Regions from separate parts of the Homo sapiens genome. Here region 1 is linked to region 2. Evidence: read pairs that join two places in POLR2A ChIA-PET (ENCODE). Cell type or tissue: PC-9. All regions are shown on one strand. Each heading gives the region's core, and the rest is flanking DNA. Links, peaks and the distances in the headings are about the cores only. Region 1 overlaps HS2ST1 (heparan sulfate 2-O-sulfotransferase 1). Region 2 overlaps DDAH1 (dimethylarginine dimethylaminohydrolase 1).

What was found. ChIA-PET counts read pairs that join two places held together with the same protein. Peaks named below come from ENCODE experiments on the same cell type or tissue, not always from the same donor. Only the 100,000 strongest peaks of a DNase experiment are listed, where the experiment ranks them.
Region 1: POLR2A ChIA-PET joins it to region 2 with 5 read pairs; 2 of 35 experiments call an interaction of 5 or more read pairs at or near these places.

The regions. Positions count from the first base shown.
Region 1 is chr1:86,994,227-86,999,616 of GRCh38, reverse strand. The region is part of intron 1 of HS2ST1 (heparan sulfate 2-O-sulfotransferase 1); the gene reads right to left. Among named protein-coding and RNA genes, the nearest start is that of HS2ST1, 82 kb to the right of the region's middle. In PC-9, for the core only: no CTCF peak of the experiment used is centred there; no DNase peak of the experiment used is centred there; H3K27ac peaks cover 40 bases.
Region 2 is chr1:85,404,483-85,409,872 of GRCh38, reverse strand. All of the region lies in intron 1 of DDAH1 (dimethylarginine dimethylaminohydrolase 1), which reads left to right. Among named protein-coding and RNA genes, the nearest start is that of DDAH1, 58 kb to the left of the region's middle. In PC-9, for the core only: no CTCF peak of the experiment used is centred there; a DNase peak (open chromatin) is centred at 2,502; H3K27ac peaks cover 1,061 bases.

The DNA.
Region 1 (5,390 bases), core at 314-5,313, 1.6 Mb before region 2:
GGAGAGAGAACAGACATTGGTTTTAAAAGTCTACAGAAAAGAGCTGAAACTGAAGATGTGTACCTAGATTATTAATAGATAAACAAAAAGAAAGGGATATAACAAATGACATGGTAAAACCACTAAGAAGAAAATAAAAGGCCAGGTGTGGTGGCTCACGCCTGTAATCCCAGCACTTTGGGAGGCTGAGGTGGGTGGATCATCTGAAGTCGGGAGTTCGAGACCAGCCTGACCAACATGGAGAAACCCTGCCTCTACTGAAAATACAAAATTAGCTGGGCATGGCGGTGCATGCCTGTAATCCCAGCTACTTGGGAGGCTGAGGCAGGAGAATCGCTTGAACCCAGAAGGCAGAGACCGCGGTGAGCCGAGATCGCACCATTGCACTCTGGCCTGGGCAACAACAGTGAAACTCCATCTCAAAAAAAAAAGAAAAAGAAAATAAAAATTATTGTTTCCAAAAAGAACAGATTATATCAGCCTCTAAGATATTCCTAGAAACCTTTTAAAATACCTTGATCTTTCATGCTGTGGTATACATTTTCTAAAACACAGGGCTCTTTCCCTTTGAGGGTTAACTAGATGAAGTATAAGCACTAGTAAATAAGCTTTTAGATCTGTAGATCTACACTTCTCAAACTTAAATGTGTATATGAATCACCTGAGCTTATTAAAATGCAGATTATGAGTCAGTAAGTGACAGCATGGGGGAGGAGGAGGATTCTGCATTTCTAATAAGCTCCCATGTGATGGCCAAAGAGTGCTAGTCCATGAACCACAGTTTGAGTAGCAAAGTTTTAGATGAATTTCTATAAATCAGCCTTAATATTAAATTTTTGGGAAAGTTGAAAAATATTACATTTATTGAATTTCATTGAAAAGTTCAATAGAAAATGCTTTAAACACAGCAAAAGTAAGATAAATTCTGATTTAAAGGTACTTCAGAAAGCCATATTAAATGTGTACGTGTGTGTATGGAAACAGAAGCCTAAAAAAATTCAAGATCTTGAAACATAATAAAATCTACCTTATTAAAAGCCATGAATAATTCCACTAAGAGAACAGGAATGACTGTTGTGCTTCTGTAGTAAAACCACTGTGAACTGTAAGAAAACTAGAGACATTATGTCACTCGAGACAATAAAAATTCGCTCAGTGTATTGCTTTATTTACTGCCTGGAAACTTTCTAGTGAAATGGACTTATTGACTTAGACAAGCATATTTGAGACAAGCATATTACTTTAAAAAATAATTCTCAGCAGTAGCTCTGTAGAAAATTCAATGACCTATAAAAAACAAGCTCCTGAATGCTGTATGTTCCTGTGGATGTTGAATGTATTTGGTCATGCATTAAATGTACTGGTCAATCCTGAGGACATTTTAGTACTTACATCAAATTTTCCTAAGCATTTAAAAGCTGTTTATATATAAGAACAAAGATATATTGGAAACCCTTAGCAAGATAAAAACAAAGATGACTTAAAGAATTATGTATGGACCAACACAAGGATATCCTTGACCTCTAAGTAGGTCTTACCTTCTGTAGCAATCTGGTACAGCAAGTGAAAAGTTAGTAAGAATCATATATTGCTTCATTCAGATAGTGGACAATTATGATCAAAGGTGTAATACAGTAGGCCTCCTTCATCTGCAGTTTCACGACCCATGGTTTTAATTATTCACAGTCAACCACAGTCTGAAAATATTAAGTGAAAAATTCCAGAAATAAAGAATTCAAAAGTTTTAAATTGCACACTATTTTGAGTAGTGTGATGAAATCGTACACCACCCTGTCCCACTCAGGACATTATTGTTCCTTTGCCAGTGCATTCATGCTGTATGTGCTACCCTTCCCTCCCCACCCACACAGTCACTTTTATCAGATTAACTGACACTGCACATAGAGTTCAGTACTAGCTGTGGTTTCAGGCATCTACTGGGGGGTCTTAGAACATATTCCCCATGGATAAGGAGGGGACTACTGTATTTTCTTAATTTAATCTCAAATACCTGAAGCTGTATTTGCATTTGGGACACAGCCTTACTCCTCCATATAAGATAAAGATCACAGAACTTAGCCTATTACTGTATTTCTTTAAACAAATTCTCTCATCTTTAGCTTTTAAGAACACAATTTACACAGGTGAATATATCATAAAGGATATACTTTTTAGATAATGGCTTCAGTGTACCAATTACTAGTTATCTTATGCATTCGAACTCAATCTGTATTTCAAAGTTGCTGAAATTTCTGCTCAGCTCTTAAGCCTCAAAGTCACTGTTATCAGATGGGTTTCCAGAAATCCTGCCCTGGGCCTGGGTAGTGATTAAACTACCATACTTGAAGGAGAACTTATATGCAGATATTATGTGCAGAATATTCAGTTCTCTGCAGTTCTCCTCTCACCCCCAACCCCCACGATTAGGCCTCCGTTACCAGCCTCTCTGGGCTCCTTAGCCATGTAAAACTCCTTCTTTTTGCTTGATCTCCATCTGGCACTGAGAATTAGAAAATTCCCTCAAGGAAAAGACCAGAATAAATATGGAGATCACTTCATGAGCTTCTCTTTTCTCAAGAATCACAGACCCTCAAGTCGAACCTACACCGGCTGCTCTCCAAGGCTTTCAAATAGCTGTTGTATATATATATATGGCCTAACGTTTATAAGGTTTCAGTAGGAGAATTCATTTGATACAAAGTACTCAACACAAAACCAGGCTTATTAAATTTCAGTTACTGGGATTTTCATTTCCAAAAGTTTTGTCTGGTTCCTTTTCAAATCTGCTATGCTGCTTTTTGTGATTTCCTTGGAGATATCTTCATATGTATTATAATTCATAAGCATAGTTATTTTAAATATGTGTCTAATATTTTTAATATCCCAAGTCTATGGAATTCCAATTCTGCTGTCTCTTTTTGCTGGTTCTCCTTCAGTTGTCTGTTTCTCCATATGCTTTGTTATCTTTGACTACTTGCTGGAAAATGTAATTGTAGGGGTTCACTGAGGTCTAGGATAATATGTCTCATCTGTAGAGGCTTACATTTGCTTTGGGGGACAGTATGAGACTGGACCATCTCCAGCCAAGATGGGCTACATGTACCTGCAACACAAATACTTATGAAAGGCAGTCTATGGCCATACTTCTGTTACTTTTTTTTTTTTTTTTTTTTTGAGACAGAGTTTCACTCTTGTTGCCCAGGCTGGAGTGCAATGGCACGATCTCAATTCACCACAACCTCTGCCTCCCGGGTTCAAGCGATTCTCCTGCCTCAGCCTCCCGAGTAGCTGGGATTACCGGGATGTGCCACCATGACCAGCTAATTTTGTATTTTTAGTAGAGACGGGGTTTTTCCATGTTGATCAGGCTGGTCTCGAACTCCCAATCTCAAGTGATCCGCCCGCCTCGGCCTCCCAAAGTGCTGGGATTACAGGCATGAGCCACTGTACCTGGCCTTTGGTACTTCTTTTAAAAATCTCTTTCCATTTCGTTTTCCTTTTCTGCACAGCATTAAACCATCCTTATCTACTGTCCCTACCTAGTTACAGGCTATCATTAAAAAAATGGCTATCTTTTTAGAGCTTAAGAGTTTAAAGCATTTAAATATTATATATTTTATCCAATATGTTGATCTAGGTAATTTAATACCTCATTTTAAGAAACCAGCCACCACTTGGTGCTTTCTCATCATCTTAATTATCACCTTTTCAGAGACCTTACCAGAGCACTGAATCTAAAATCACTCCACCAATCATTCTTTATCACTCTACCCTCTGTTATTTCTGGCATAGCACTTACTAGTCAATGAAATTGTCTTATTTACTTATTTTTTTTTGCTATCCCTAAAGAGAATATAAGCTCCAATGAAGGCAGAAGCTTGTCTCTCCTGTTTGGTATGTAATGCCAGAATTTATCTACCAGTTACTGACATAACTTCCTATAGATATTGAAAGAATGCATTAAGTCAATAAAGAAGATCACAAACCAGAGATCTCCTCACCTACCCCACAAAATTTCATTTCTTATGCATAGAAAAAAGAAAAAAAATTTCATTTCCTCTCTTTAGACAAACATACTATTTCTAACAGCTCAATCCCAAGTGTCGACATCTAATCCCCTTTCTCTCTTACTCTTCATGTCACCTCTATGTTGCCCAGGAATTGCTATGTAGTGACAGAAATAAAACATAATGTTGGTGTTTTTAAGAGTTTTCTAATATCACAGAGTGAAAATAATTCCAGATCAAATCCTGGTAAATTATTAATATTCATCAGAGCTCTTAAACACCAAGGTAATTAAACATGCAATATGGGTAACCATTTTTACACAGATATGTTAATGCTTAGGGTAAATAGCTTACATTAGACTTAAATTTTGACATTTATGTGCATACTTTTGAAAACAAATAGGTCAATTATAAAATCAAGTGTAGATTTTTGCTTTCATTTCCTAATTGAGAAACAAGAAATCCAACAGTTAAATAAACATACAGGTTTAGACTCTTTCATCTCAAAGAGCAATGACAAAACAGTAGAGGTGGGAAAGGAAGAAAAAAATCCTATAATTTTATGAAGTTCCAACTTTTTATTTTTGACACATACAGTACCCCTTATGTTTTTTTAAGCAAGCATTAATGAACTTTATTCTAAAGCAGTGTAATGCCACAAAAAGAGTTTTGTCATAAGAAAAGGATGATTTGAAATTTGAAATATTCACATTCCTACTCTAAGTACCCTTAGTTAACAGATTTCCAGAAAACTTCATTATTTAACAAAAGTATGTACTTTCTGTTAAATGAAGATACTTGGTCGATGTACTACAAATCAAGAGTGTTAAGCAAAAATGTTTTTTAGTTCATTAAATTCCTTAAGAAACAATATAGTTTTCATTCTGTAATAAGACCCTAAAACATTTTTACTTGTCCCAGAATTGGACTTAACCACTGAGACCCCACTACAAAGCCTCTCTCACTGTTAAAGATTAAATTGTACTTTATACTATCCTGAAACAATCACTATTAATTTGTTTTAAAGAAACAAATTGTTTAATTATCCTCAAAAAAAGGATAGTAACCTCTTTGTGTAACAAATTTCAATCTCATATTACAGCTCTGATCACAAGTAATTTTGTATTCTAGAATTGGCCTACACTCAGAGGTGTTTTCACTATGGGGCCTAGTAAACTGTAACAAAGCCAAGGAATTTTGTTGCCCATAATGAAGTTAAGAGAAACTTCATCTAATTTCTCTACATAGCATACACATACACCCACTAAAAAGCATTGAAAATAAAATGTATAAAACTGCATTATCTGTGGAACATTATCTTGCAGCTATACAAACACAAGTTTATCAAATTGCATCAGGAGGAAATGCAATCATACTGAATGG
Region 2 (5,390 bases), core at 84-5,083:
AATGAGTTATGACTGATAACTTAAGATTTGACAAAAACTTTAGCATAGGTAGGTGCTTCACAATTGATTTTTAACTAATATGTACAATTTCTTATAAATAAAGTTGAAAACTTATATATGCATTACAAATAATGCTGAAACAGCATGAAATGCCATTATAGAGGTGAATGCAACCTGCTTTGGGAGCACAGAAGAAGTAAATCCCTGCTGTGGAAGTCAGGTAGCCCTTTACCAAAGAGGCAATGTTGAAGCCGGTGTAGAGCAACAAGCAGGAGATCCAGGTGGAAAAAGGTAAACAACGTTTTAGGCAGTATGTGAAAAAGCATAGAAGTGTGACGTAGAATCTCCACAGACCAGTAGGAAGTTTGATGTGACTAGAACTTAAAGTAACAGGAGAAAAATTGGGAAGTTAGACTGTGAATGTCAGGTTGAGATGATTACACTTTGTCCTGTATTGTCATTTAAGGGAAAATAATGAAGGTGTTTCATTTGGGCAGTGACATGATCAGATCTTTCTCTTTGGGAATATCTCTGCTGTGGATTAGCAGTTCAAGACACTAGACTCAAGAAAACCACATAGGGGTTCCTGCAATAGTTCACACCAGAAATGTGGAAAGTCTGGACCAGGGGTGTCCAATCTTTTGGCTTCCCTGGGGCACACTGGAAGAAGAAAAATTGTCTTGGGCCACACATGTAATGTACCAAGACTAACAATAGCTGGTGAGCTAAAAAAAAATCATCAAAAAAATCTCATAATGTTTTAAGAAAGTTTGTGAATTTGTGTTCGGCTGCATTCAAAGCCATCCTGGGCTGCATGTGGCATGCAGGTTGTGGGTTGGACAAGTTTGGTCTAGACTATCAGTTACTGTGGGAATGGAAAGGAGGGGTGAAGTTGGAAGGTCTTTAAGAGTTAGACTGTTACCCCCATGAGGGCAGGAACCGTGTGTGTTCTATTCAGCTTTGACCCATAAAGCTCTCTACTCCTCTGCTCCAAGTGACAAGGCCCCTTTCTGGCAAGATCCCCATCATATTCGTCTTACTACTTGGATTTTAGCATCCAGTGTAACAAGCCCATTCATTGCCTCTGGTGCTATTGGATACATATAATTGTCAAGAGTGAAGTAAGTTAAAAAAAATAGGCTAAATTTCTTCACTCATTTGTACTTTTCCATATGCTGTTTTGTTCTATATGACCATCTAGGTTATTCTGGAAGAACAGCTGTATTTTTAGTGGATGTGTATAACTTGCCCCATTTCAGAAAGTAAGCTAACACTGTGACATACTTTTTAGCAATTTTAAAAATGAAATGGATTCAAATGTACAGGTATGAAAAGATTTCCAAGAAGTACTTTTTTTGTAAAGTAAGTTATAGAACAATATGTGATAATATATTAAACAGGGAAAACATGTAAATCAAAATGATATACCTTTATGTGTTCATTTAATCATGGAAATGCTCCACAAAACAATATGAAAAGGAGTACTTCAAATTGATAAACATGGTTACCTCTGGGGTGGAGCAGAGAATTGTTCAGTTAATCCTGAATATTTTACCACAAAAAGATAAAAAAAAAAAAAGGAAGAAGGAGAAAAAGGTAAGGGGAAAGATGAGGAAGAAGAAGTAAAGCAGACAAAAGCACAGCTCTTTCAAGGCAGAACGTTCCATGCTCTATGCTTACATTTGTGAAGGGCAAAAGAAACCAGGAAGTATATCTTTGTTCACCACTGGGAAACAAGGATTTGGTTTCATGGATTATTTTTATTATAGCTGCTGAAGTTGTGAGTGATAAAGTAGTGCAATGCGTCTAATACTCAATTTTAAACTAGAATATCCATTTGTAAGCCCGGGCCTGCACTTGATTTGAATACCTATGAATGCAAGCCAACAATTTAAAATTCCACATGCGTGGTCTTCCAGTTCTAAAGCAGGAGAAATAATACTTGCCCCTAAAAAGGATGTTGAGGAGACAAATGATAGATGTAACCAAAAGAGCCGAGCTTTTTGAATTTTATATAAATATAAGCTAGGATGTCCTGGTATATATAATCTTTACATGTATGCATAAACTTAGAGACATGGGATATCTGTTACATAATGTTTACCAATTTTAAATGCACAAATTATTGTTTAGGGTAATGTTTCATAACCCTTGGGTCAATATTACCAAAAACCAACAATCAGTTCTTTCAGTTTGGGATTTCAAAAAGCCTCCTTTCAGATTTAAATTGAATAGGAAACCATTATTTTTAGTGCTTAAAAGCACGGTGGTGTCCCCTTAGAAACCTCCAATTAGTAGCAGCCATTGTCTAATTAGGTGAAAATAATAATCTATCGATTGTTATAAAAGCAAGATATTATAATTCAAGTGTGTTTCCAGATGCCAGTGAATTGCTGGAAAGCTGCAAGTTTAACTTTCCGCTCTGATAGAGTTTTAAAAGAGGTCAGGGTACATTTTACCATAGTGTCTAGCAATGTGAGTTTATTCAGACCTTTTGGCAGACATTCCTGCACACTCAAGCTAAATCAATGAATCATCCATTGTTGGCCAGCTCCGCTCTCAGTTGCTAAGAGATTTTTTCAAGCATACTGAGGCTTTATTCTACATGGTCTGTAAAAAGGGCAAACTGTATTAAATTTTAAAATGTCTCATCTTTCCTAAATTAGTAATTAAAATTTTACCCAGAACTTTAATACTGGGGCAATGGGAAAGTCTGTGTGCAGCTGGAGGCCTTTCTACTTGGGAAAATACGTGAGAAAACTTCCTGCTCATAACTCTTCAGAAATATGTGTGTGGAGGAAATGGAAACATTTAAAAAGTGGACACATGAAAAACAAAAACTCAAGGAGGAAGGTCTAAAGTCTCTTAAAGAAATATAATGTGTTTTTCTTCTTATATATTTCAAATAAAAGAGCTTTCCTTTAAATTTTATGAAATATACTCTAATTTTCCTTGTTTCTCTTTGAGTCATAAAGACCCTTGTAATATAGCATTTTATTTTAAAGCTTTAATATAATAGTTTTTAATATAAAAATTTAAAACTACCATGAAATAAAGGAATGTAATTTTTTCAGCTTGCCCTTTATGAATGTTTATAGTATATTCTGTTCTCTATATGTAATAACAGTGCTTCGTATACTCAAAAACTAAAGGAGTATATTTTTACGTGTTCTCACCACAAATAAATGATCAGTATATGAGGTAAGCCATATGCCTGATTCAGCCATTCCACAATGTATACATATTTCAAAGCATAATGCTGCATGCCATAAACATACACAATTTTTGTTAATTAAAAAATTAATTTTTTAAAAATGTATATTCTATATGTATCCTTCTTGAATATTTCAAGTTTTAAAACATAATAGTTGTTTCATTTCTTTTCTCTTTGGACTTCATGATGATTTCACATTATAGATAATCTCATAATTTATCATAGAGGTTACTATTTCATTTTGCTGAGAGGATGGGGATAATTTGGACTACAAATTTAAAAAGAGAAAGAAACCAAATGTAATGTATCTTAAAAAAATATTTTTAAGTTTATTGGATCCAGATGTAGTGATGAGGAAAGCTTCTCTTCTGTGTTTCTTAGTTTCTCAAGATAAAATTCTATTTCATAAATCTCTATGAGGACTGTATCAAATATTCTAAAAGAAGCTTTTGAGATAGAACGTGGCTTTTGGAATTGGACAGGCCTGGTTGCTCCATGTTCTAGACAGTGTGGCCTTGAACAAATTACTCCTCATCTTTGGGCTCCAACTTTCACATTTATAAAGTAAACATAATAATGCACACCACCATGGGTGGTTATGGAATTCAAATGAGGAAACATGGTAGGTAGCCCTGGCACATAGTGGGTCCTGGATAAATGTCAGTTCTTAGCTTCTTTAAAACTGTTGGAGGCTAATATCCGTGTGCTCTTAAATACAACCAAACCTCTTTAAGTTGGCAACATAAGTGTTAGGTTTTACTTCTAATTTCAAAAGAAACGTATTCGAGTGAGTGGCTGAGAGCATTCATTACATGAGGGCAGCTTGGAATAAGAGAACGGGATAGTCTTGCACCTTGGCATTCTTTCTTGCAGAGAAACAAAACATTTGTGATTCTTGGGTTCTTGTCTCCCCTCTCTGAGGCTCTCTCTTTTTCATAGAGGATTCCACCTTCTCTCAAGACTTGTATTCCAACATGCTATCTCCAGTTTACTATTCACTGCTATAAAGTAGGGCTTTTTTTTTTAGGGCACTTTTTAGATCCAGCCAAGGACCAAGTCTTTCCCAGCCAAATGCGGAGCAGGGAATGGACCATGCCTTGATACAGCCCCTGCTCCTGTTGATCCAGACCACGACTTTTTAAGACTTTAAGCTTACAGAAAAAATAAGGTGTGACCTCCATTTACATGCTTAAGCGTCCTGACACCTGTGTTTATTTAAAGGAACCATCTCCGTGTCTGTACTCACAGCCTGATGATGCATGCCGTCTATAGAACTACATACAGTGTTTTTTACAGTTAAGTTTTTTAATAGCAGGGAAAAACAAGATCTTTTCCTCAGATGCTTGACTATTTCCCTCTGTAATCTTAGGTATAGTTTCAACCCTATTTCTTTTCGGTAATATTTGTTATATTAGATGTTGGAGGCCAATATCAGCTAATAAATAGACCCATGTGGCCAATTTATTGAATTAAACTGAAGAGAATTGCTAGCATGTCTGCTGTTAGGATACAGTAGTATGAAGTGGCAGCTACATAAAACTGATTACTCTGGTGGCCCCTGCATAAAGGGAGAAGGCCTCATACAACTCAACAGTGATATCAGCAAAATAACATGTCTATCCTTGTCAAGAGAGAAAACAGGGTTGAAAATGACAGAATGAAGATGTAATACTCAGGCTTTCTAGGGCGGATTGTAGAGTCTGGCAAAAATGAAGCAAAACAAAACCCAAAGGAAAGAAGTTTAGATTTAATGCCTAAAGAAATGGCGTTCCCTCAAAGAAAGTCCACATGAACTGACTTAAGTTGCAGTGATGGGTCAGTGAGAACAGTACATATAGCAACTCCTGTGGCCTTCTGTTAGAGCTTCACCTTACAATTGTAATTTTTATATAACTCAACTTGAGAGAGAGAGAGAAAGACAGAGAATTTCCCTCACTTTCTGAATCATGGCTCAGAAGTGTGTTATAAAACACCAAGAACGGAAAAGCTATTACGTGGAATTTAAAGAAATACTTGAGTCTACAGTATCATTGAACTCTTGGATTCGGTTTCAGCAGACATGCTCTGTATTCCCACAAGAGTCTGGAAAATGAACTCCTATTTTTTTTTCTGTCTGGAGCTGCAGTTAGTGTTATTATTTGCTCCATGGCTCAATCCGGGTCAGACTGTTCTTCAG